2 separate regions of the Mus musculus genome follow, and region 2 is linked to region 1. A link is a loop called in an ENCODE intact Hi-C map of the cell type or tissue named here. Cell type or tissue: gastrocnemius. All regions are shown on one strand. Each heading gives the region's core, and the rest is flanking DNA. Links, peaks and the distances in the headings are about the cores only.

Evidence for each region. Peaks named below come from ENCODE experiments on the same cell type or tissue, not always from the same donor. Only the 100,000 strongest peaks of a DNase experiment are listed, where the experiment ranks them.
Region 2: a loop joins it to region 1, with 10 times the contacts of the local background. A loop is called at or near these places in 1 of 42 quality-filtered maps.

What each region holds. Positions count from the first base shown.
Region 1 is chr11:119,027,582-119,037,642 of GRCm38, reverse strand. It overlaps Cbx2 (chromobox 2), which reads right to left. Exons shown (of 5, transcript NM_007623.3): 5 at 6,368-9,744. The coding sequence ends at 8,473. It also overlaps a transcript of Cbx8 not described here. Among named protein-coding and RNA genes, the nearest start is that of Cbx8, 8.3 kb to the left of the region's middle. In gastrocnemius, for the core only: a CTCF peak has its summit at 3,326 (motif pointing left); DNase peaks (open chromatin) are centred at 3,316 and 9,186; H3K4me3 peaks cover 401 bases.
Region 2 is chr11:118,967,484-118,983,773 of GRCm38, reverse strand. Gm35710 (a long non-coding RNA gene) reads left to right here and starts at 464. Exons shown (of 6, transcript XR_880341.2): 1 at 464-686; 2 at 14,624-14,905; 3 at 15,087-15,269; 4 at 15,879-16,290. In gastrocnemius, for the core only: a CTCF peak has its summit at 12,104 (motif pointing left); DNase peaks (open chromatin) are centred at 9,307, 10,607, 11,605, 12,102 and 2 more places; H3K4me3 peaks cover 618 bases.

The DNA.
Region 1 (10,061 bases), core at 2,062-10,061:
TCCTGCTTTTAGAGGAGCGAGCGGCCGCCAAGCCACCCTGCGGGGCGGGCAGCGGGCTGCGCACCAGGCCGGTCGGGCTGGGCACGGGGGTCGCAGCCCGAGTTGGAACTTGGTCAGGTGGAGCTCATGGCCGAAGGGGCTCGGCAGGGTTTCCATCCAAGAATGCGCAGTAGAACTTTAGTGTTTTCCTTCTTCCCCCTTTCTTAAAAGCAAAAGCTGTAATTTATAGTCCTTTTCGATTCTGGGAGTGCTCTCCACGTGAACTCGACGTTCAGACTCCGCCGCAGGGGGCGGGGGAGCGCGAGGTGGAGCGGGAGCGGCCGGGGACCAGTGTGCCCCGAGACCATCTGCGTCCCTGGTCCCGGCCCACTCCGGACCGCGCCGCGCGCAGCTCGGACTCAAAAGCACAAATCTGTCCCCGAGCCTACAGTCGCCGCTTCCAGCAGGGATCCTGCGGCCTCTCCACCCTCCCCGCCCTTAAAGGGCCAGCAGACGCTCTAACTTCCAGGGCTTTTGGAGGGAGGGGCTCTAAGCTCTGCTCGCGGGACAAAGCACAGACTTCAGGGGCTCTGGGCTGGGCTGAAGGAGCTTGGTGATGGGGAGGGACTGAGAGGGACGTCAGCCTCGTCATCTGCACTCCCGGCTTCCCATCTCCAGACTCTCGGTCTCTCTTTCCTCCAGACAATTTTTTTTTTTTTTTTGCCTTTAAAGAGAGGGAGAAAGGGAAAACGGTGTATTCTACGTGTTTTTATTATTTTTTTATTTTTTGGAGAATCAAACTGCGCCTAAAGAGAAGCCCCTAGAATGGGGATTTTTATCTGCTCATATTTGTAAAACTAGTATTTTCGACTTTGTATAAAGAAGCTCTGTTGCCTGTGTCTGTCTAGATGTCGACCCTATTTTCAGATGAACCTGTTTTGAAGGGTGCATCTGTGACCGAGTGGATGTAACTCCGGAACAGGAGCTCCCTATCTGGCTACCGACTCCCTTTCTCTTCTCTCCTTCCTCGTTTGTATCTTCCTTCCCTCCAACCTTCCTGATTCTGCCCTCACTGCCCTCGTCGTCCTGCCGTCTGTCCATGGCCGTCGTGTGTGTCTCCTTAGCTCGCTCTTGAGAGGCTGACTTGGGGGTGGGGGTGGGGGTGGGCAGGGGTCGGGGGCCACGCGGCTCAGAGTCTGTGGAGCCTGGGTGTTGGGTTTATGAGTTCTCAGCTATGTATAAATCTCCAACTGATCTCTGCCTCGGCTCAAGAGTGAACCCTTGGTACCTATCTTGGGTTGTGAATGTGTCTGTATCCAGTATCACTTTTTACGTGTTTAAATATATGCTTTGTAAATAGACACGTGTCTTGGCTTCATTATTTTATTTATTTCCCAGAACAGGGAAGAGGTAGCCTGGAAAGGCAGGATACTTGCCTTTCTGACTTGATGTCCCTCACTCCACTCTCATACTCTCAAAAAGGTCTGGATTCCCGACAAAGGCCGGTTCCCAACTAGGACACCCCTCAGTGAGAGTGAGGGGAGCTGGGTTGGGGAGGGAGCGAGTCGTGACCTTTCTGAGCTTTTCCGCGAGCTGTCTTCATTGCCGGCTTAACTTCTTTGGGATGCCGGCAGAATTGGAGACTCCTGAGATGAAGTGTGCGCGACCTCTGGGCTCTACTCACTCTGAGGGAGGATTCCCCCCAGCGCTAAACACCCTTCCATACCAAACTTCCATAGCTCCTGACAACCAGGAGCCATGCTGACTCCCTCACTGCCCTTGACCCGAGCCTGCTCCTCAATGCTGTCACAGGACTTGTGCCCCAGACCCCTCCAACCTCACCAGTGCTCCCCGAAATGCAGAGTCTCCGTCTATTGATTGAGGAATTGAATTCGCGGCTATTGCTAGGCAACTGCCTGCTTGGAGCCGGCGCAGAGCGCGCTGATGTGATTAGTGAGCTGGGAGCCGCCGACCCTCAGCCCCGCGCTCCCACCACCAGTCCCTACGGCTTCTTGGACCCTAGTGTTCTTTCGGGTAGATACCACAAGGTTGGATGAGGGGCTGCCGATGGAGAACATAGCATGGGGTGATGATGGTGGGTGTTCTCAGTCTTCTAGGCTGCAGACTTCTCAGCAGAGAGGCGGGGTCCTGAGGCTGCAAAGGCGACCCATACTCCGGATTCCCAAAGAGGACCTTACCAGTACTGAACCTAGTTCCACCTCCATATTCCTGGGTAGACGTCGCTCCCTTGCAGAAAAAGCTGTAATCCGTGCGAACACGCAGAGCCCAAGGGGAGGGAGGGGGGAATACGGACCAGGTCACATCTTTTGCCCTTGGCCCCACCTTCCTCCTCCAGCTCAGTGACCTGCGTGGGAGGCTGTGGGTCAACGTCTGTGGTCCGGGGTTGCCAGAGCAGGTCATTGAGTGTCCAGTTGAGCGGTCAGCTTGTCTCAGTCGCCAAGAGGTCCAAGGTCTGTTTCTTAGGCCACCTCAAGGTGCTCTGGGTCGAGCAAGCTCTTTACTGGGCCCTCTGGAGGGCGATGGCCATCAGGGAGACAAGAAGGCACTGTGACTGTGCCTGGTGACTTCAGCAGTAGCCCCTCCCTCAAATATAGGTTGGAATCCCGCACCGACCCTTAGGGATTTCTCCGCTTCTTTGGTCACCACCAACTTCAACCTGGGTTCAGGGCTTCCTCAGAGAATTTTCTGGGTGTATTCTCCTTAAGAGCAAAGCACGGGTGTGAGGACCCCTGGCTCCAGACAGCCTTCGTTCAGACAGATCTCCCTCCGTCCGTTCTCTTTGGCAGGACGTGTTAGAGCCGCTGTCGGAGCTGAGCCTTGCCCAACACAAACACGGATTGAATGGAATACTTATGGCTCTACTTAGAGCCGGTTTTTTTTTTTTTTTTTTTTTTTTTTCCCTGACTCTTGGATGCTCACAGCGCGCGGCTCTGACGAAGGCCCGGTGCTGTGCCCAGGACGACAGTGGTATGCAAGCCTGCTCCACTCTCTGCGGATGCATCCACGGCTTTTTTCTTTTCACCAAAAAGTCCTTCAAGCCAGGGGCGGCTCGGATTCAACGGGATCCCAAGGTAGGAGCGAATAGGATCACGAACGGGTGCCATCAAGGATGGAAATTTAGCTGACAGCAGGGAGAAGCAGTAGGCAGAGGCCTGGACTTTCTTTCTGCGGCCGCAGACGGTTCGGCGGGTGGTTACTCTGAGCAGCAGGGGTGTAGACAGTGCAACTGAGTTTACCACAGCACGGGACAGCGGGGGATTCCGCCCTCCTCCCCATCATCATTTAAAGTCCAGCGACACGAACTTCGTGGGGAGCGCGCGCCCTCTACAGGCAACGGCGTCAGCCCCTGTCCCAAGTACACCCCTCCCCCTCTCTGGTTCACGTCTGATAGACGTGAAGAAAAGCCTTCTTTCCTCTTAACCGGCTTCTCCCAGCATCACCTTTGTGCCTTTGTGAATCGGCCTCGACCCACGCAGGCTGGACAGGAGGGAGGTGGTGTTCACTGGCCTAGAACCCAGCTGCACCAATCGTACCAGGTGCCCTCCACTTGGTGTCAGTGGTGCCTACTCTAGGATGGAGGTGGATTGATTAGGTGGTCAGACTAGGAACACAGAAATTAATAAACATCAATGTAGGCCAGCCCCGCCCCCTCAACTTTGGTCTGGAGACCTTGTCCCTGTAGACATAGATTTTCAGAGAGCCTAGCTGGCCAATGGGGCCAGCACTTGTTCCTGTCCTGACCTGAGGTCTATGATCTAACTGCCCCTATCCACCTTTTCAAAAAGAAAAGAAACAAAAGGCACTGAAGACAACAAAAGGGAAATCAAATCGTCAGCTGCCTGCTTTGCAAGAAACAAGGAATGGGTTTCCCTGGCTGGAGAGATGGCTCAGATGGCTCAGCTATTAAGACCTGCGTTCGATCCACAACATCCACCTGGAAGCTCAAAACCCGTAACTCCAGTCCCAGAGGATTCACCATCCTCACAGACATTCATGCAGGGAAAACACCAATGCACAAAAATAAAAAGACATACGTTTTTTTTAAAGTCGTATCTCTGCAACAAGGTGTTTCTATCTGTAGTGTTGACGCCTCCCCACAGCCTGACATCCAGGCCTGAGTCCCAAGCAGCCTTTCTGCCAGGAGTGGCCCATCTTCCCCTACACTTCAGAGGAACTCTATTCTCCTGGGAGGCCAAAGGAAATTTATGAATAAAATTAATGTTGAAGAGAGTAACACAAGTCTTGGGCTGGGGAAGGTTGTGTAACAGCCTGTCTTCCCTTCATCAGTTGTGGGGGGAGAGTCAAGGTGGCCCCTGACCAGATGTTTCCTGCCCTTCTCAGAGCTTCCCAACATGGTACTGTGGAGGTGAGAGTGTTGGTTTTACTTTTATGTACTCTGTAAGGGGGGAAAAGTGAGTTACTGTGTATCTCAGAAGCTCGGTGGTGGCTGGAGGCCTGTAAACATCCCACTTGCCCAGTAATTAGCCATCATTGTCCCATAATGAAGGTTACTACCAGCATCTAACAACTGCTTCTCACTGCTGTCAGACAAATATAAACATCCTTGATGGGAGTGTGTGTGTGTATATGTATGTATATGTGTATATATGTGTGTGTGTGTATATATATACATCTACATGTACATATACATATATATGTGTGTGTATATACACACACATGTATACACACATATATGTATATGTCAAATATATATCTTGATGGATATATATATTTGATGGATATTCTTGATGTGTATATATATGTATCAGATATATATGAGTATATATCTGACTATGAACATGAATATATTATATTATATATGTATATATATATATAATATATATCTTTCCCATTAAGCCAGTTTTTCTCAAACTTGGCTTCTTGGATATTCTGGGATGGTGGACTTTTGTATGGTGGACTGCCTTGTGTGGTTCTGTGGCACTCTTGGTCTCTGCTACATGCTGGTAGTAACCTTCATCATGAGACAACCTTCTCCAGACACTCTTTATGCCTCCCACTCATCAGCACTCTCTCTCTCTCTCTCTCTCTCTCTCAGCTACTTCCAATGTTCCCCCCCACCTTGTTTGGTGCTGCAGCTAGGCCCATGTCCACAGAGTGCTGTGCCCCATGACAGGGGAAGTGAAAACTATTTTGTTTATATGTATTAGTTACAATGCACACCAAGCTAACAAGTTTAAAAATACATTTGATACTGAGAGTAGCAAAAAGAAAAGTGTCCCCCCTGCAGATTTACTGCCTTTCCCCTGCAACACAAAGTAACACCAGTCTAAAGGTCCTGCACTCTAGGCTAGTGTCACTAGAAACCCCTGAACTGTGAGATTCATGTGTGTAAACACAGCTGTCGCTGTCTTATTCTAAACCTTTCCCCAGTCCAACATGGGCTTCCTGGGCAGTCATTCCCCTGAGAGCTGGACTGTTCTGTTCCAACAGATTCTAAGCTTTTCTGGGGTGGTAACATGCCCACTCTTGCTAACCCTCTATGAGGGCAAAAGTTTCCAGTTTAAAGAGGTATACATCACCGGGTAGTGGTGGCACATGCCTTTAATACCTGCACTTGGGAGGCAGAGGCAGGTGGATTTCTGAGTTCGAGGCCACCCTTGGTCTACAGAGTGAAATCCAGGACAGCCAGGGCTGCAGAGAGAAACCAGTCTCAAAGAAGGGGGTGGGGCATACATCAGTGACTGGCTTAAAAACAGATAAACCAAGCCAAATGACTGATGCTGGCTCAAAGTTGAACATTTCCTTCTGGATAAAACCTTGGGGTCAGAGCTCTCTAATCAAGGTCAGGATTTGTAGTATACCCAAACAAGGGGCACTCTTTTTGGCACCAAAGATTTTTTTTTTTTAAAGTCAATGCTTCTGAGGAAAAGTACATAATGGTCGCTTTTCCTATTAGTTGTTGAAGCAGACAAAAGGGGGCTTGTAATTGTAATACTAGGAAAGCTGAGGCAGGACGGCCAGAAGTTCAAGGCTAGAAGACACCCTTATCCTGAAATCCACTTGGCATGAAAATGTAACACCTAACACCTGGAACCCTTATGAAACGAACCTAGTCAGGTGCCTAACTACCCATGTGTGTGTGTTTGTGTGCTCGCATATGCGCATGCACACCCACCTACCCACCCAAGAAAATGGGGAAGAGGGGCTGGTGAGATGGCTCAGTGGGTAAGAGCACCCGACTGCTCTTCCGAAGGTTCGGAGTTCAAATCCCAGCAACCACATGGTGGCTCACAACTATCCGTAACGAGATCTGACTCCCTCTTCTGGAGTGTCTGAAGACAGCTACAGTGTACTTACATATAATAAATAAATAAATCTTTAAAAAAAAAAAGGGGAAGAGAACAGCAAACATAAAAACCAACTACTTTATTTATCGGTAAACACGAGAACTTGACTCAGAGCGAATGGCGCTGCTCCAGTGGGGCTCGCGCTGGCGCACTACACACATGTGCTTTGTGACATAGACCACTGGGGTCACAGCACCAGGAAAAACACACAAGAAGGCAAAGTGGCTGAGAGGAAAGGATTTGTAGATTTCAACTTTGGGACTGACGTAACCAGTAAAATAAAAGGCACCAAATTGGGATTTGGAGACTGGCAGCAGGGGACAAAGGCCAGTCAACCCAGATCCCCAAACAGGGTCACTTCTCCAACAGCTCATGGGACCCCAAAGAGACGGGGAGGTGTTTGTAAAGGCAGTGTCTGGTACAAAGGTTGCAGACCCTGGCTGAGGGCAGGGAGGGACATTGATAATGCAGTAGGCAACCCTTTCCCCTTTGTTACCCACTTCCTGGCCCTGAATTCTTCCCAGTACGTAGCTCCTGCTGCCAGTAACATGGTCCCCTGGCACATCACAGGCATCTCTCAGGAGCTGTGGATATGGGTCTGCCCCAAAAGGCACAGCATTGAGGTTGGTTTGGTTACACAAAGACCATCTTATTTGGTGTGCAGGGTGAGCTACTGGGGTGGGGGTGGGGTGCACTTTGAAAGTGTGGCAGGTCCCAGACACCTCAGCCCACTGTCTGACTGGTTTTAGAAGGGGAAACATTTCCCTTCAAGGCAACTGGAGTGAAGAGCCCACACCTGCTGGCTGATCAGTCAATGGCAGAAGCAGAACCAGGGTTTCATAGCACCCCTACTTTTTGGCATCACAGACTCACTGACCAGATTGTCACGGCCCACCGTGATATCCCAGGACAGAAAATCCTGTCATCGGCCAGCAATCTGACAAGGTAGTTTCAAGACAGTTACCCGGGATGGGGGACAGGGGAGAAGGCATTTAGAAAGGGGCTCAGCACTAGACTTATCTCCTAGGATGGGAAAGAAATTAGGGGCCCCCTGCCAGGTGGGCTCCTAAACGACCCCACCACACAAATGGCATAGGGCTATTGCTTCTCAGCGAGGGAGGAAACACAAGCTCCCAAATGTGGGAGAGGATTGTCAGGGAATATGGGACCCAAGAGTGGCCCACTCACCAGGCGGAGCTCTGCACCAAGACTGACTATAGAAAATGCTTCCACAGTAGTTTAGAGATGTCTAGACAGGCAGCAGGGTGACAGGCCCCCACAAAACACCTGCATTCCCACACTGGTGCCACCATGGTGACTTATGGGGTCCTAGTAATAAAAGTCCAACATGAAGGAAGATTGCTTGCCCAGGACTCCAAGTGCCTACATCAGCTTGCTCTGGGTGTCTAGCCTGCTCCTTCCCCAAGCCCAGGAGTGTCAGACCTCAGAACTAGGGTGCAATTTAGTGGGCCAAAGCAGGGGTATGGGTCCAGACCCAGAGAGGAACAGGGTCACTTCTCACTGGGGCTTGAGCCTGCTTGAAGGAGGCAATAAGGACATGGCTCTCTCTATTCCCAAGTCCAGAAGCACCCAGGTACACCTTAGTGCCAGGACTCCAAACCCTGACTGGGCTTTGGGACTACAATTGCAACTAGAGGGGACACCACACCACGGATAGAGACTGAAGATTTCCGCAGGGTCCCTGAGCCCAACCACACAACTAATTAGCCTTTTAAAACTGAAGTTATAGCCTTACTTGCAAAGCATAGAGTGTCTCCCTCACCAGAAAGACCCTGCCGTGGCTGGATGTGGGAGAAGGCCCTACCAGCCCCACCCCTCTCCTCAACGGCCTGGGGAGGGAGCTGTATCAGTGCCCCCCCCTCCCCAATCCACCTCACAGTAGTTGGCCAGGGAGGGGAGGGTCTCACTAGGTTAAGGAGGGATGTGTAGAAAGGATGCTATGTCCAAGCAGGTAGCTTTTAAGTCAGTGGCCACCCGGCTTTCCTGAGATGACAGGACAGACTGAAGTGGAGGCCCAGAGAGGTAGAATCAGCAGGAAGCCATTTCCCAGCCCTGAGTCTCAGGACAGGGCAGAGTTGGCCCCCAGGTCAGGCATCAAAGCAAAACCAGAGACTGGAAGGCAGGTCTGGCTCGGGCAATGGTCTCAATAATGCCTCAAGTTGAAGAAGCCCACGCTGGTGGGCGACTCCTTCACGGTGACAGTGATGAGGTTGGCTGTGACATCCGTGACAAAGACGTGTTCGATGAGACTGCGGGTAGGTTTCCAGTCCTGGCTGGTCTGGATAGCTACAGATAGGTTCTGCGCAGCACTGGGAAGCGAGGTCGAGTCAGGGTCCGAGTCAGAGCTACTATTCTCCTCTCCCGTGCTCAGCTCAGACAGCGCAGGTGGCTTTCGGCCTTCTCCCGGGGCTGTGTGGCCCTCCTGCCCGCCGGAGGCAGCGACGCTTTTAACGGTGTCCCGCTTGACGGAAGGGGCAGGCAGAGCCGTTGCCTTGCAAGTCAGCTTTTCCCCTTTGTTGTTGTCTGTGGGAGCGTTGGTCATGTTTGCTCCTGTGGGGCCGCTCCCAGGACCTTTCCCTGTGGCTGGGTTGGTAGCAGGAATAGCCTTGGCTGGGGCATGGCGAGCAAGCAGGCCCACACCAGGCACACCGTTCTTGACGCTTTGCAAGTCAAGGACCTGAAGGCTCAACTCCTGAGTGGGTGCCAGCTGAGCACCTGGGCTCCCCGAATGGTTCCCTCTCTGCTGCTCTGCAGCTCCGCCACCGGGGGCCTTCGGGACCTTGCCTCCTGCGGGGCTCCCCCCTAGCTCACCCCCCTTCTGCGTCCTCACTTTCAGGTCTAGCCCGAGACCGCACTTGTTGGTGGCCTGGGCCTTGAGTGCCAGTCGGCTGGCAGCCTGAACCTGACTCTGGCTCATGCGGTTCATGTAGTGTACGATGGAGCTCTGCCAGATGCCGCCTCTGCTGGGGCTCCCGGCCATGCCTTTCATCAGACTGGCCAGGTTCTCTGGGGTCGCCATAGTGCTGGGGCCACCACAGGCCTCTTTGGTGTGGGCCTTCAGGGCAGCCAGGCCTGCCACCGGAGCGCTGAGTGGAGGGGGCAGCTTGGCGGCTGAGGTCCCCAGATCCTTCCTGGTGGTCTTTAGCACCTTGGCCAGGCTGACGGGTCTCCGAGCTGCCTTCTGTTCTGGGGGTAGAGGCTTGCGTCCCCGTTTCTTTCTAATGGGATCCTTCAGCTCTGGCTTGGCTACCAGGATCTGGGCTTTTTTCTGAGGCACTGGATGGGTTTCACGGCCCCGGGGGCCTCTCTTGGAGTCTAGGTCGCTGTCGTCTTCCTCTTCGTCCGAGGAAGAGGAGGAAGATGTGGAGGAAGAGGACGAACTGCTGGATTTGGATTTGGATGGCGCATCTGGTTCCTGAAACGGCAAGTAAGCTGGAATCAACGCCTGCCCAGGCAGCACCAGGCATCCCGCTGCCACGGCACCAGGGCCCTCCAGACCCCAGCAGCCAGGAAGGAATGACCGATGACCATGCTTGTGGAGAAGGGCGAAACCCGTTCAGTGGTAAGCACAATTATAGGTAAACTGGCCTCTGTGCGTAGAGAGAATTGTATGGATGCATCATCTGTCAATTAAAAGGCCTATGGCCAAAGGCTAGGGTGAGAGAGAGGATTCTGGGATGGAACCGGGAGGGAGATTAGCCTTTGCCAGGATGATGTAATGAGTCGGAGGCA
Region 2 (16,290 bases), core at 4,778-12,777, 57 kb after region 1:
TGTCCTCCACAGTAGACTGTAAGTGATGACTGTAAACGACTGTATCTCTCCCGTGAGGCTGAGCAGCACAGCCCCCACTCCCGGCCCAAGGCCTGACACATGGCAGCCTTTAGTAGTGGATGCTCAAGTGGTTCTTCACGGCGCTCTGGTGGGCCCTGTCTTCTCCTTCTCTGGTGCTGCCGGGGATCCTGATACCATGGTGACAGGGAGAGAGTTTATCCCTTCCGTTGGAGGCAATATTGGATCAGGACAGGCTCCCCAGACTCCTAATCCAATGTCCTCTGGAGGGTGTGTGTATGTGTGTGGGAAAGGTGTCATGGTTGTTACAGTTTGCTTTAGGACACAGAGGCAGTAAACCAGATTAACTGTGTAACTTAGCTGGAGTAGAACGTCCCCAAGGGGAGGAAAGACCTAGACCTTGAGAAAGACAAATTCCATGCTATTCCAGACAGGGTCTAGGACATGCTGTCACTCTGAATGTCCTTGGGGGAATTCCTGTGGTACAAAGGGTGTCGCCAGGGACTGTTCTTCCTGCTTCTGGAACAGGAGTCCGGGGACAGCAGAGCCTAGCAGAGACAGCAGGTCCCAGTTTATCACTATGCTCTGGAGACCAGGCCATCTAGTCATCAAGAGGACTGTGATTTTATGACCGTGGTTTTGGAGAGACCCGTAGGGAGCATGGGGAGGTGAGTGGGTCCTCCCAACTCCAGGCCATCGAGCTGGTGGGGTGGGTGTAAGAAAGCGAGCATCCTCCTCTCTGCCCCCTGGACATCCAGGCTGGCTGTCGCTCTCCGCAGGCACGGCTCCTAATGCGTCTGGCTTCTGTGGCCAGAGCCCTGGAGGTGGCTCTCTGATTGCCAGGCACTGACTGACCTTTGCACGGTGAGACTTTATTAGTGGCCTCCCACTTTATCAGCAGCTTGCCTTTTACTGCTTCTGAGGGGCTTTATCTCCACCGCCGCTGCCTCTCCTCCCGGATAAATGAGGATTAATATCTTAACAGGATTATGTGCTGTGGCTCACTGTCTATCCAGGGACACAGGGTGCTTCCTCCTCCCTCTCTGTCCTCACCCATCTCAGGCCTTCTTGGCTGGTTTTCAGGGAGCACAGCCACAGTTGGGACACCTATGACTGGGGGTGTGTGTGGGTGCCTCTCGGTTTCAGACTCTGGGATGGGTGTGTGTGTAGGAATGGGGGTATCAGGGAGACAGGGGTGTGGGGAGGGTCAGGCTGGACTCTGAGCACAGGATGAAGTTTCTCCAGGGCTGGGACTTGGAGCTTGACCCTGAGGAGTGAGGAGCTCGCCCATTTCTGCCCTTGTTCCTCAGGGTTAGGCTTGTATTCTCTGCCTCTGTCTGTAACGGTGTTGTTTGGAGACAGCATCTCACATAACCAACACCGGCCTTGAACTTGCTGTAACTAAGGATGTCATTGAACATCTAGCTTTCCACGCCTCTACCTCAGAGTGCTGATATTTCAGGCTTGGGCCACTATGCCCAGTTTCACATGGAGGCTTTTTTCTTCAGTTGCCTGGAGCACCTTGTGAAGGCAGCCATCACCAGGGCATATTGGATAACCTGGGGTAGCCTCATCTCTGTGTTTTGACTCAGTGATACATGAAGGCCCTCCTCCCCAACTAGTTCTGCCTCCAGCTCTGGAATCAGGATACGGACCTGTCCTGGGGGGGGCCTCCTGTACCTCAGAACCAGCGAACAACTCTTACCTTTCCAGAAACTTCTTTTTCACATCTAGAGCTCATGCTCTCCGCAAGCTCCTGTGTCCTGTGTTTGTGCTGTAGCTGCCCTGGACTAGGCTTGGCCATCACAGCTGGGGAGGATGGCTTCAAGTATGAGTCCAGCCTGGGCTACATAGTGAGTTCCAGGAGGTCACTGTGGGCTACAGAGTGAGACTCTGTTTCCAGAAACAAAACAAACCAATACAAAATGATACAAAAAGAAGAGAGGGCGACCGGAGAGATGGTTTGGCGGTTAAGAAAGATTGCTACTCTTCCTGAGGGTTCTAGTTCATTTTCCAGTGCTCCTGTGGCATGGTGGCTCGCAACTTCCTGTGACTGCAGCTTCAGGGTGTCTGACACCTTCTCCTGGCCATCTTGAGAACTTGCATCATGGGCACATGTGCACGTGTGTGCGCGTGCACACACTAAAAATAAAGAGTAGAGGGCCGAGGTGTAAATTCACACCCTTGCAGGCACTTGTGTTCCAGCAAGGGTGATGTGGACACGTGTTTGAGTGACTGGTGTTGAGCTGGGGGAATCTCCACTCACACAGGGACCAAGGACTGTAAGATTTCTTGATTCACTGGCCACAGAAGTCAGCTCAGAATGGATGAGGACTAATGGATTAGTCCAACCTAAGACTAGATGGTGAGGAGAACCAAACGCGAGACTCCTTAGGACGTTCGTAGGAAAAAATAAACAAAATAAGCTGTCTCTTCTACCATAGGGTTAGACAAAACAAAACTGCACTAAAAAGTTAAATCTCAAGGAAAGCACTGGGCAGAAACGTGGACTCCTCAGGGGCAGCACTTCTCGAAATCAAAATCCGTGCTCAGTTTCACTTCTCCCTAGAAACCGCACCCCTCTGTGTTAGCCACTAGGGTAAAGAATGTGAGGCTGAGCTCTGTCTGCTCAAAGCGAGGCACAGGTCCCCTCAGGTTAGGAATAAAAACCCATCGGAACCTGGGCGTGCTCGCCTGCTGGATTTGACACAAGAACACACCTTTCTGCAGAAAAAGATTTTTTTTTTTGCCTTGATGAAATACTTAGTATTGTGTGGACATTTTCTTGAGACTCCAGACTCATTCATTACACACTGGAGCGGAGGAAGAGTGCTTTAATAAGACCGCTAAGCACAGGAAACGAAAGCAAGACCAGAAAACCGGGAAGGCAGGAAAGGACCACTTAGAGGGAAGAGGGGCTTGCATAGAGGGGCTGGGGGTGTGTGTCTCGTGAGGCTATCTCCAGAACTCATAAGAATACACAGAAGATGAAACTAAAGCGCTGCTAGGTGGAATCCAGGCCTCATTAAATATGGACAGTCAGTGCACGGCCATGGTGGCCCATACCTTTAATTCTAGCACAGAGGCAGTACTGTCTCTGTGAGTTCAAGGCTGGCCTGCTTACACACTGAGTTCCAGGTCAGGCAGGACTATAGAGAGAAACTGAAAGGAGGGGGGGTTGACCTCAACATTACTTACTACCAGGGAAATGCAAATTAAAACCACAAAGATATATTGCCTCATTCTGGGGAAGATGGCTGTCCTCAAAGATCTAAGTGACAAGTGTGTGTTGGGGGAGCTTGCAGTTACCTAGCTTAATTGGATGTGTGTGTGTGTGTGTGTGTGTGTGTGTGTGTATGTGTGTGTGTATGTGTGTGTATGTGTGTGTGTGTGTATGTATGTGTGTGTGTGTATGTGTATGTGTGTGTGTGTATGTGTGTGTGTGTATGTGTGTGTATGTATGTGTGTGTGTGTGTGTGTATGTGTATGTGTGTATGTGTGTGTGTGTGTGTATGTGTGTGTATGTGTGTGTGAGTGTGTGTATGTGTGTGTGTGTGTGTGTATGTGTGTGTGTGTATGTGTGTGTGTATCTGTGTGTGTATGTGTGTGTGTGTATGTGTATGTGTGTGTGTGTATGTGTGTGTATGTGTGTGTGTATGTGTGTGTGTGTGTGTGTGTGTGTGTGTGTGTGTGTGTATGTGTGTGTGTGTGTGTGTGCATGTGTGGATCACGATGGATGAGAAGAGAGTCCTGGGGAAGTCTTAGTGGGAGCTCAGGGCAAAACAATTTGCACCTTTCCCATGATGCTACTTGGCCTTCATCCTTGTGCTCAGCCTGTGGAGAACCAATTGGGGCCTCCTGCCCTTACCTGCAGGGCCCGTGGTCTTTGATGTTCCTTAGAGTCTTTCCTCTGGGATTGCTCATGAGTACTGTCCCCTGGTTCTACTGCCAGGAGGTGCTGAAAACCCCTCTTTGGATCTCCAGAGCTGGCCACTGGTCCAGGAGACCATATCCCTCCTCCATCCATCCTTCCTTCCCTCCTTCCCTCCCTTCCCCTTCCTGCTTTTCTTCCTCCTTCTTCTCCCATCACAGAGATGTCAGCTCTCAAGCCAAGCATTCCCTGGCTCCACCTGCCCCTCCGCAGGGTCATTCTGACCCTGAGACTCATGACAGGTCCTTAGAAGGGGATACTAACTTATCAGTCTGATTGCCCTGGGATGCCAGCAAATGTGGGTGTCAGTTCCTAACTGCTTCTGGAGCCTTGTGTGAGGCCACCCTCTTCTGGGGCTCTCCACTCCCTGTTTTTGTGGGTTCCCCTTTCCCCTCTGAACCTGCTGAGGAGAGGCCACCCAGCCTCTGGCCCTCCATGCTTCAGGTGTTGATTATTCTCTGCATCTCTGATGCTTCAATGCTGTGAACTCCATGCCCTGTGCTGTGCGCTCCGGGAGATTTGGAACCAAGATCTTCATTTTTCTGGCCCTTTCCCAAGTGTCTTGCCATGGAAGCTAGACTCTAAGAGGCGGTTGTGGAAAACAAGATGGTCAGGGACCATCCAGGGGACAATGATCAGAGACTGAGGAGTGTCCAGTTATCTTTGCAAGTGCAAGGCATAGTCAGTGGGGAGGGTGGGTGGAGCAGGAATGCCTGGCGTTGACTTTGCCTGAAGGCCAGAGGTTCTCTGGGTCCTTCTGAACCATAAGCCGAAGGAGAGACAGTGAAGATACCTTGTTACCCTGGAATCTCAGTAAAGATACCTTATTACCCTGGAATCTTCCCCCAGAGACTCTGGACCTGCTATCTTTAGAGGTGTCTGTTTTACAGCCCGGTGGCTGTCACTTTGCATCCTGATAAAGCAGGCGGGATGAGCTGGGATAGATAAGTGGCTACCTTTGGCTTACCTTGTGTAGATAAAGGGTGACCAGCCCATCGCTGACCCATCACTGCGGGAGGAGAAAGTTCCTTTGGGAAAATCCTTGGGTACAGAAATACCCTTCACCTTGGCCTCGTGGTCATCCTCATGTGCCTTCTTGTTGACAACAGGCAGTCAGTTAAGCAGGACATCTGGTGGGATCGGGTGACAGGGGACCGAGCTGGGTTGCCTGAGATTGAGACGCCTCACACCCAGCTTCCTCCCTGCAACCGGGCATCTCAGTGGTCTGGGTCTGACAGATCATAAGGGAGTTTGAGGTGAAGATGTCCTGGCCCCGTAATCCTGGGTCCTGAAGGTCTATGCCTTCTTAAAGGCTGAAGTTATGACAGCCAGTTTCCCATTTGTGTCCGTTCTAAGTGAACCGCTCCCGTGAACCCACTCTGCTTCTTTGGCGTCTCCTATGTGAAGGACAAGGAGAGAGACATAGGCTGGCTTCCTGCTGGTAAAGGGTTGGGGTGAAAGGGAGGTCTGCTTCCCTCAGCATCCCTGGGCGCTTGGAAACAGGACAGGGAAGTGACTATCGATGTCAGCCTGTGGGCACTCAGGCTGCGATGCCTCTGAACTCCAGGCTATAGCTGTGCCCCCCACCCCAAACATGGCTGCAGAAACAGCTTTTCTAACTGAAACTGTTTTTGCTAACCATGTCCCACCTGTTTCTGTGAAAGATGAGGGAGACACTGTGGTGTTGAGTGTGCCTGGTGCCAGAGTCACAGCTTGGGCTCTCCCATTGGCCCACTGACATTTTGTCTAATGGGGTCACCTGCCATGACTTTTGTGAGGACTATTTAATGACGAGATGCAACCCTTCTCTCCCCCTCCCCCTACTCCATCTCTACTGCTTCCCTTCTTCCTTACGGTTTTGTTTTTGTTTTTGTTTTTTGAGACAGGGTTTCTCTGTGTAGCCCTGGCTGTCCTGGAACTCACTTTGTAGACCAGGCTGGCCTTTAGAAATTTGCCTGCCTCTGCCTCCCAAGTGCTGGGATTAAAGGCATGTGCCACCACGCCTGGCATTTGTTTTGTTTTTTTGAGACAGGGTCTTACTATGTGGCTCAGGCTTGCCTTGAACCCCTGGACTGAAGGATACTCCTGCTTCTGTCTCCAATACACCATCACCCCATTACCCCAGTTAAATGCTGCTTTCCTTTCCTAGTGACTTCCTCACACAGACTAGCTAGAATTTCTGTTCAAAGAAACAACAACAACAAAAAACAACTTTCCTTGCCAATTACAGTTATAGAGTTACCCTGAAATACAACTCAAACGAGGTAAGCCTAATTGTGTGTGTGTGCACGCATGTTTGTGCACATGCATGTGTGTGCATGTGTATGTATGTGTGCATATGTGTGTGCTTGTGTATGCATGTGTGTGAGAGAGAGAGAGAGAGAGAGAGAGAGAGAGAGCACATCTCTGTGATGCATGTGTGTGAGAGTGTGTTTGTGTGGATGTACACACACCACAGTACATGCACGAGGAACTCAGAAAACCTTAGGTGTTAGTCTTTGTCTTTCGCTTTGAGACAGGGTCCTTCTGCAGTTTTCTGCTTCATATTCCAGGCTAGCCCACTAACTTCTGGAGATTCTCCCATATCTGTTTCATCTCCTGGCAGGGCTGCTGGAATTACAGATATGCACTACTTTGTGTGGTTTACTGTGGACTCTGGGAGTCCTCACGCTTTTCTCACGGAGCCATTTCCCCAGCCCTCTCAACAGTTTTCCTTTTTATGTTTCTCCTTCAAAAGAAAAAATATTTGGGGCTGGAGAGATGGCTCAGCGGGTAAGAGCACTGACTGCTCTTCTGAAGATCCTGAGTTCAAATCCCAGCAACCACATGATGGCCCACAGCCCTCTGTAATGGGATCTGATGTCCTCTTCTGGGGTGTCTGAAGACAGCTACAGTGTACTTACATATAATAAATAAATAAATAAATAAATAAATAAATATTAAAAAAATTTGTTGGGGGTTTGGAGAAATGGCTCAGCAGTTAAGAGTACTGACTGCTCTTCCAGAGGTTCTGAGTTCAATTCCCAGCAGCCACATGGTGGCTCACAACCATCTGTAATGGGATTTGATATCCTCTTCTGGTGTGTCTGAAGAGAGTGACAGTGTACTCATATACATAAATAAATTACTCTTTAAAAAATTGTTTGTATGTGCGCATGTTTTACATATGTGCCATGGTGTGTGTGTGTGTGTGTGTGTGTGTGTGTGTGTGTGTGATCTCAGGCTTTCATTCCCCTTCCACTATGTGGGTCCTGGGATGGAACTCAGGTTGTCAGTCCTGGTGGCCAGCGCTGAGCCATGCACACCTTGACTGACATTTTCTAAGGAAAGCTTCAAGCGTCCTGGATATTTCCAATAGAATTGTTTCACGCCAACTCCTCAGGTTGCTTTTCTTTTTCTTCTCTTTTTCTTTTTCTTTTTTTTTTTCGAGACAGGGTTTCTCTGTATAGCCCTGGCTGTCCTGGAACTCACTCTCTAGACCAGGCTGACCTCGAACCAGTTTGCTTTTCTATTGCTGCAATAAACACTGTGGCCAAAAGCAACCAGGGCATGAGACGGTTTATCCCATGTCACATTTCCATCACTGAACGAAGGTGGAGCAAAGCAGAGACCACAGAGGACGCCTAGGGGTAGACACCGCCCACAGTGGGCGGGGTCATACTACGTCAATCAACAATCAACAAAACGCCCTCGACCTGTGCCCTTAGGCCAGGTTAATCCTCCATTTGAGATTTCATCGGGTAACTCTAGGCTGTGCCAAGTTCAGCTGAAACTAACTCAATGTCTTTTCAGAACACGCATGCGTGTCACCTGTGTTCGGATTATCTATTCCCTAATCATCCTCTCTATGGCCAGAGGTTTCTGGGGTGACACTGAGGGCTGGTCTTCTTTGACAGTGGTGTGTGTCTGTTTAGAAGAGTATTTGCATCTTTTTGCACATTTCCCTGTTTTAAGTTCCCGGGTTGGGTGCTCTGAAAACCATTATAGCTAAGAGAATCTGGGTGAATTCAGGTGAGAAGATAGAGTCTCAGGCACGCTATGCAGGTGTTATTCCGCCGAGCCGCACCCTCAGCACAACAGACTGAGTTTTCTAGTGCACAGACGTCTACAGGGAAAAGGCTCAGAAATCCTAAGATCGGGGAAAAAAACCCGGAGCCAAGAACAGAAAGGCTTTGTTTATTCCTGACATGTCCACCAGGTGGCGCTGTCCAGCCATATATCCTTTGTCCAGGCTTTAGAGGCTCACCCCTAGGTCTGGGCCTTTAGAGGACCCCGCATTTCTATGCTGGCTCACACCCTCTTGCCAGTCTGAGACTACTGGGGAGCAGAGAGTCACTTGGGACCTTTAGGGGGCTTGGGTTTGTTTGGTGAACCGGCTTAGCTTCCCCTGGTTCCCCTATCCACACTTTTGACTCTTCTCTTCTCTTCTCTTCTCTTCTCTTCTCTTCTCTTCTCTTCTCTTCTCTTCTCTTCTCTTCTCTTCTCTTCTCTTCTCTTCTCTTCTCTTCTCTTCTCTTCTCTTCTCTTCTCTTCTCTTCTCCTCTCTTTCTTTCTTTCCTCTCTCTCTCTCCTCTCTCTCTTTCTCTCTCTCTCTCTCTCTCTCTCTCTCTCTCTCTCTCTCTCTCCTTTTTGCTTGCTTAAAACATATTTATTGGCTGGATATGGAAGCTCATGTCTTTACCAGCACTAAGGAGGCAGACGCAGGTGGATCTTTGAGGGCAGCCTGGTCTACAGAGAGAATTCCAGGATATCTGGGCTACACAGGGAAACTTTGTCTTGAAAACCAAAATGCCAACCAAACAAAAATATATCTATATTTGATTTTATGCGTATTGTCCATATGCACACCACATGTGTGCCCGGTGCTCACAGAGGTCAGAAGATGGCACTGGATCACCTACTGGTTGTAAACTATCATGTGGAAACTGGGACTTGAACCTGGGTCTTCTGGAAGAGCAGCAGCCAGTGTTCTTAAGTGTTGAGTCATTTCCACAGCCCTTTGCTTACTCATTTGAGCAGGTAGGAGCATGCATGCATGCACACATGTCATAGCGCACATGTGGAGGCCTGAGAACATGTGTGCATACATGTCATAGCACACATGTGGAGGCCCAAGGACACCTTTTCCTGGCAGTCTCAGTTTCCATATTTTAAAGACAGGGTATCTCTTGTTCTATTGCAGGTGGAGAGTGGGGACTGGTAAGACAAGAGAGAAGAGCTGGCATGCTTGGGCCTGCCCTGTGGTGTGGCCTTCTGTGACATTTCCTGGGGACACATGAATAATACCTATTCATTCCAGATAGGGTGGAAGCCATAGATCAAAGTGCAAGGCCACAGAGTCGGACTCGGAGCCTATGGGTTTACTGCACTTGCTTTCAGAGCGTGGCTCGGGAGTCGCTTCCAGGAACCTAGGGGACTCCAGAACAGCCACGCCACCAAAGCCTGACCCGAGCATGGGTGGTGGCTTCCCCAGAGCTGCACAAAGAGAGTCTTCCTTCTGCTAACTTCCATAGTCTGTATCTCCTAGCCCCTCCCAGGACACAGAGATTGTGCGGGGTTGGGAGGGAAGGGAGGGGGTCATGGCTGGGCCTCAGGTGAGGCTGGAGCGACCCTTCTTTCTCCCTTCTCTGAGGAAATGTCTGTAGTCCTTTAAGAGTCACCTGAGGTTGGTTACAACTGCTCTGATTGCCAGCAATGGCTGTCACACTCTGAGGACAGTGCTCTGTAACAGGGCTGTAATGAGGACCTGGCTGGGCACACCGGGGGCCGACCTGCAGTCCGTTCCGCCCTGACGCTGGGCTTACATAGGGTGCAGGTGTGATTAAGGAGCCCACTTCTCCCTTCCTCTCCTCACAGGCAGAATGCCCCATACTGACAAGAGTCACGCCTCTGACATTTTTGGTGAGGAGGGGCCAGGTGGCTGCTGTGAGGTGGGGTGCATCATATGCAGGTCGGCCCCACATGGGCCTCCCAGACCTCAGAGTCTGTACACAGCCTAATCTTACCTTGTCTCCTGTAGCACTCCCTCCTACCTGCTTCTGGCCCAGGACTCTGTGGGACTGCTTGTTTTCTTTGGGGGTTGAGGGGGGAGACCCCTGGCTGTTGTAGGACACCAGTGGCTGGCCCTGACCTCTTGTCATGGTTTCTGAGAAAATTGCTGGGAACAGCTGTGGGGTTGGGGGTGGACCTTGGTAGTCTAGCTGGGGTTCCTGGTGTCCTTGAACTCTGGTGGGCTTGAATCCCCAGGGGTCAACCCCTCAACACACATCCTCAGTAGAAGAGAGCCTTTCAGGCTCAGGGTGAAGGGGGCAGAAAGAAGGTACACACAGGCATCCCGTGCCTCCTAAGAGCTGCCAGACAGGGACTGGGAGCCACTGAGGGGGTCTGGATGCCTGCCATGGCTGCCACCCCTCCTGACCTGGCTGCCCAGGCAGAGGAGGGCTGCTCTGTTTGGCTCCCTCTTTTTCCTCTCAGGCCCCGACTCTGAGACATTCATCCAGGGCCTTCAGCTGCCTTGGAGGCACGTTATGCCCTGGCTGCTCCCCCATTCTGCCCTGTCCCTTGGAGGTGCCAGATGGGCTGGTCCAAGGCAGCCAGGCCAGATTCTGTCCCCTGCTCTATCCCTCCCAAGCCCCTGGGGAGCCAGGAGGAGGGCCTGGCAGGGTGGCAGATGGTGAGTTGGGAGGAGGGGCTGCCCGGCAGACGGACGACTGTCAGGACAGATGGCGGGCTGGGTAGGGGTCCGGAGCTCGCCCATCTGCTCCTGCCCCTGCAGGGGCTTTTCTCGGCACCTCCGGCCGAATTAGGATGGGTCCACTCTAAGTCCCTCTGGATGTTCTGTAGAACCTGGCTCAGTGCTGCCCAGTTCCCACTTGGGGTCACAGAGCCCCTCCTAGCAGCCCAGCTGGGCCTGGACTCTCAGTGCTGGAGGGGACCTTGGGGAAGCCCTGGCTCAGCGTGTGGCACACCCCAGGATGAAGCCTCTGTGGTAGATGGATGTTTGCAGAGGGTGAGCTGGTTTCACAAACGAGCCCTGATGCTCAGAGGCTCCAGGACACAAAGACCCCACATGCCTTAAGACGTTTCCAGGGTGACAAGGATCGGTCTGGCTGCTTCTCAGAGGCGACATCAGAACTGGGAAGGTCCTACTGAGAGGAGGAAGGGAGGAAGGAGGGTGCTCCAGAGAGCTCTGGGCTCAGACACCCACTCTCAAGCGGAAGGGCAAAAGGCCAGGCATCTAGCCCAGTATGCATCTACCTCCTATGAGGACAGTCCTCCGTCCAAGAAAAGGAGAGCTGTAGGGGTATCCTGGGCTCTGAGGTTCTAGGGGAATTTCAAGTTTGGGGTTCCAATGTTGGTAATCTCCCAAAATACTTAAAAAATTTTTTGTTTCCATTTGCAGAGTGTGGTGGTGCATACCTGTAGTTCCAGTACCCCGGAGGTAGAGACAGGAGGATCAGGGGCAGCCTTTGGCAACTCGATGAGTCCGGGGCTAGCTTGGGCTACATAAGACTCTGTCTCAAAAAAATGCTAAGAAAAGAAAATCTTCTTCTTGGTTAACCCTGCCCTGGGCTTCTGGGGCACGTGTTCATTTCCTTCTGCCCTGAGAACGGCGGTGTGTGTCCTGGCACCTGCTCCAGGGGCACAGCCAAGGCTCAGCTCCTCCTCTTCACCCACCCCCTGGCTCCCCTGCGTAATGCCAGCTGTGGGTCCCCAAGATTTCACCTCCATGTTGGGGGCCTCCTGTTACCCCCTCCACCCCATGTCCCTGTATCCTTTCAAACTCTAAAAGTCAAACCATGAGCTATGCCCTTTCTGTCTCCACTCGGCCTCTGAGCTTCTGGATGGCTTTCGGTGGTGACCCACCATCTCTGAGCTTTGATTCCTTCCATTGGGATGGTCAGACCCACCTCTGGTGGGCTGTGGGACTAAGCTGAGTCAGCGTTCTGGGGATCCCGCAATGATATGGTGGAGACTCTGAGCTTTCGCTGAGATTATTAATGACCTGACTTTTCTTAAATTTCATTTTGTAGAGTAGGGATTTGAATGGCATGAATGGGGCTTATCCGGCGCGCTTGCGGTCCTCATCCAGATGTGGGGCTACTTCTGGAGCCCTAAGGAACCATCCCTGTCACTCGCCGCCCCACGCTGCCCCCTGGCGGCAAGCCCTGGGCATTGCGGCCGTCACTACGCCACTCTACGGAGATTGCAGGGAGTATGCTACTCTTTAGGTCTCATCCTCTCGTGTCTGGTGTCTTTGGGGTCCTTGTCGGGAGTAGGCATTAGAAGTTTCTTGTTTTAGAGCTGAAGACCCCTGTGCTGTGCACAGAGGGCGTGTGCTCCACCAGTCAGCCTGTCTCTATTCTGTCGGGCTGCCGCAAACACAGGTACACAGATTTTTATTTGGACACCTGTGTTATTTGTTAACCTCGTTCTCCTGGACACCCCCATGTTCCTAGCTGCTTCCATGGCAGCAACGTGGCTTTCTGTCACAAGGCTCTGCCTTCCACCTTTTTCCGTGTCCCCTGCGTGCTGTCTACATAAGAGGAAACCAAGGTTCTGGTATCTCTGAGCCCTCTTCCCACTATGGCTCTCCTGTCATGGGGCCTGATGTTTCCCCACAGTCACGGCAGGGGTGGTAGCACCCCTCCCTGTCCCCATGGACAGCTGCACCTCCTGTCCTCTGTCTGTTCCCTTGCTCTTCCCTTCCCTATCATTGTCCTACTGCAGTAGCTCTGGAGTCTGCAGGGCTCCGCAGGGGGATTTCTTATTCTTACAGGGGGGAATCCTGAACTCCTCTTGTGGAGGACTTGTAGGGGCTGTCTACTTAAGGCCAGGTCACTGCTGGCATGGTGCGTTGCTGTGGTTATAATTACCATGGTGATTCATGGTCCCATCATACGGCAAAGCCCAGACCAGGGTTTGGCAAAGTTGCTTATGCAGAAACTGGTGTTTGGTCTAGGCTCTGGGGTTCACAGGTTAGACCTGGTGCTGGGATTTGGAGGACCAAGGGACCAGGGGAAGACACCCTTGCAAGGAGAGTGGTATGCACACACACACACACATACACACACACACACACACACACACAGAGAGAGAGAGAGAGAGAGAGAGAAAGACAGAGAGACAGAGAGACACACACAGAGAGAAAGACAGAGACAGAGAGAGACAGAGAAAGAGAGACAGAGAGACAGACAGAGAAAGACACACACACAAAGAGAGACAGAGACAGACAGACAGACAGAGACAGACAGACACACACATACACACAGAGAGAGAGAGAGACAGAGAGACAGACAGACAGAGACAGACAGACAGACAGACACACACACACACACACAGAGATAGAGAGAGAGACAGAGAGACAAGGATTGCTCCAGAAGTGTCTGCCTCCTGTGGCTTCTTCCCGTCTCCCCATACCCCAGCTTCTCTGTGGCACCCTAAGGAAATGTGACAACAATACATTTATTTCTCTAAGCAGAGTCCTAGGCTGGGAGAGGCCTTCCCCTCACACGGGTCTTTGTGGCTCCCGGTTGGTGTAGAAGCAGAGCAGCGGTGTGGCTTCTGCAGGAGGCTTTCCCCTGAAGCCAGAGGCTCTGATTTTTGAAAGCTGTGCATGTGCACAAATGTATGTGCACACAGGTATACTCTGTCCTAGTTAGGGTTACTATTGCTGTGATGACATACCAGGACCAAACAAGTTGGGGAAGAAAGGGTTTATTGGTCTCACACTTCCACATCATAGTCCATTACTAAAGAAAATCAAGCAGGGCAGGAACCTGGAGGCAGGAGCTGAGGCAGAGGCCATGTTCCTTACAGTTTGTTCAGCCTGCTTTCTTATAGAACCCCAGACCACCAGCTTTATCTGGGCTTTCCCACATCAGTCACCAATTAAGAAAACATCCCACAGCTGGAGCTTACAGAGGCATCTTCTCAATGGAGGTTCCCTCCTTGCAGATGGCTCTAGCTTGTGTCAAGGTGACAGAAAACTATCCAGCACACACACACATGCAGAAGCACACACACGTGTGTAAGCTTGCAAGCCTCCAGGGGGACACACACACATTTGCACATACAAGCCTGCAGACATATACATGCAAACACACAAATATGTATGTACAACAGAAGCACAAATGTACATACATGCGTGTACACACATTCACCTGCATAAAGCACGCACACTTGCACATGCAAGCACATGTACACGCACACACACAGGCACACACACACACACACACACACACACACACACACATACTGAGGCACATCAGGTGAACAGAAATAGTCATTTGTTGCATCCTCTCAGGCTGTGGGAAACCCTGAGAGTTACAGAGTTTCACGTCTGTAACTTTTTTGCTTCATGTTCATGGGCTCCAAGAGAGCAGAGAGGCTAGGCATCCTGTCTGAGACCACACAGCTGCAGTTGTCCATAAACCTGCAGGCGTGGCAAAGTGGGGCACACACCATTCATGTTGGTGCAGTGGGGGCTCCCTTCCCGGAAAGGGACCCTCTGAAAGGTTTTGCACGTCTCTCTCTTGGGACACTGGGCCTGGAGAGAAGCTGCGATTGGCTCATCCTTGCTTGACCACTCTGTTCTCATCTCGGGCAGTGGCTCCAGACAGTCCAGCGTGTCCTCTGATGTGTCTGTCTCACATCTTTCCATATGTTCCCTAGATTGGTACCAGCAGATGTCAAAGGCTCTTCAGGGTACTGCGGCCACCTACATTGTACTTGTTTGGCAGAGTCCTGCTGGTCAGCTCTTCTGGGAAATCCACTGCAGGAAGGCATCAGTGACCGGGGACCCTTGAGCCTTTGTCAAGCCTGCAGTTTGCTGGGGCAGCAAAACCTGTGCTGGAGTATGCACACAAAGGCTGGGCCGCATCCTTAGTTGAGACGTCAGCGGCTGACCCCTGCTGTCCTCTGCGGAGCCCTTCGCTGTCCGTCCTGGTTAACCAGGTATTGATTGCCCATCAGGCCCTTCCTTTCCATCTCATTTTCAGGGCTAATGGCTCTGCTGCCATTGATCCATGTTAGGGCGTATCTTGATCAACTGTCTCCTTGTTACACCCAATGGTGTCTAATATGCATGGTCTAATCCTGGGTCACAGGTGTCCTTCTTCTCTTCCGTCCTCTGTAGCGCCCTCTACATGCCTGTGTCTGGCTCATTTGAATGGTGGTGACAGACCAGCTGGCATGGGCCAGCTTGGAACAGGTGTTTGTCTTCTGTGGTCCTGGGCCAGGGAGTCCTTGACCAAGGTGCTGGTAGTTCCCAAGCCTGGGGATGTCTCAGCGTGCAAGATGGCAACTCTTGTTCTCACAGGTAGTTATCTCTGCATGAAGCTGGTGTGTGTGTGTGTGTGTGTGTGTGTGTGTGTGTGTGTGTGTGTTTTAAAGTCCTCTAGACTTGGAGTTACAGGTGGTTGTGAGCAGCCCCATGTGGGTACTGGGAACTGAATTTGAATCTTCTGCAAGAGCAACAAGTGCCCACAGACACGGAGCCACGCCCAGGGCTCTTTAATGATGGTCTTAATCCCAAGCAGAGGAAGAACCTTCATGACTCAGTTTCCCTGCCAGACCACATGTCTTAATGCTTATGTGTGGATATGCTTACAGAACGGATTTGGGAGGGACACAGAACGTGCCACCCTTCCTCAGGCCACCTCCCCCCCGTCCCCCGTGCTCTACACAAGTCTTTCCCTTCTACTGTCCCTTCCTCTTCCTTCCTGACTCCAGTCTCCTCTCTCAGGGGTCCACCATCTCCGTCTCCATCTTATAAGGGACAGGGGTGGGACTTCTCTTGGATCAGGCCAGACCCTGTTCTTCCAGTACAGAAGGTAGAGGGAGCCTGTCTGGTGGGAGGGCCGGCATTTCAGGGCTCCCCACCACCCTCCACACTGGACCTTATATGCAGACTTTCCATTCTGACCAGGTCCAGGAAGACGTGTGGCTTATCTGTGAGGAGACCCACAATTCCAGGGAAAGACCTGCTCCCCTCTGTGCTCCTGTCATGGAGCTGAGTGGAGACAAGCCAGAAAGATGCTTCCTGCTGGAGGTAACCCTGAAAAGGCAAGGCTCCCCATTGGGTTGGTCCCTGACCCTGCCTCCTGCAGACAGCAGCTTGTCCTGTCTGCCTTTTACCATCCTGAGTTCTCCTCATTTCTCTGGAAAGCCGTGGTGGGCCAAGGACAGGTGCCGCAGAAGGTGAGTGGAGGCTGAGTGTTGTCTCTCATGTTCCTTCTGTCTCCAGCTGTGGTCCTTCCACTCCCCTCCAAAACTCTGCTTCAAGCCCCACTGAGCCTTAGACGTTAGTACTTAGGTGGGTCTCGGAGGGTCCTAAGGTT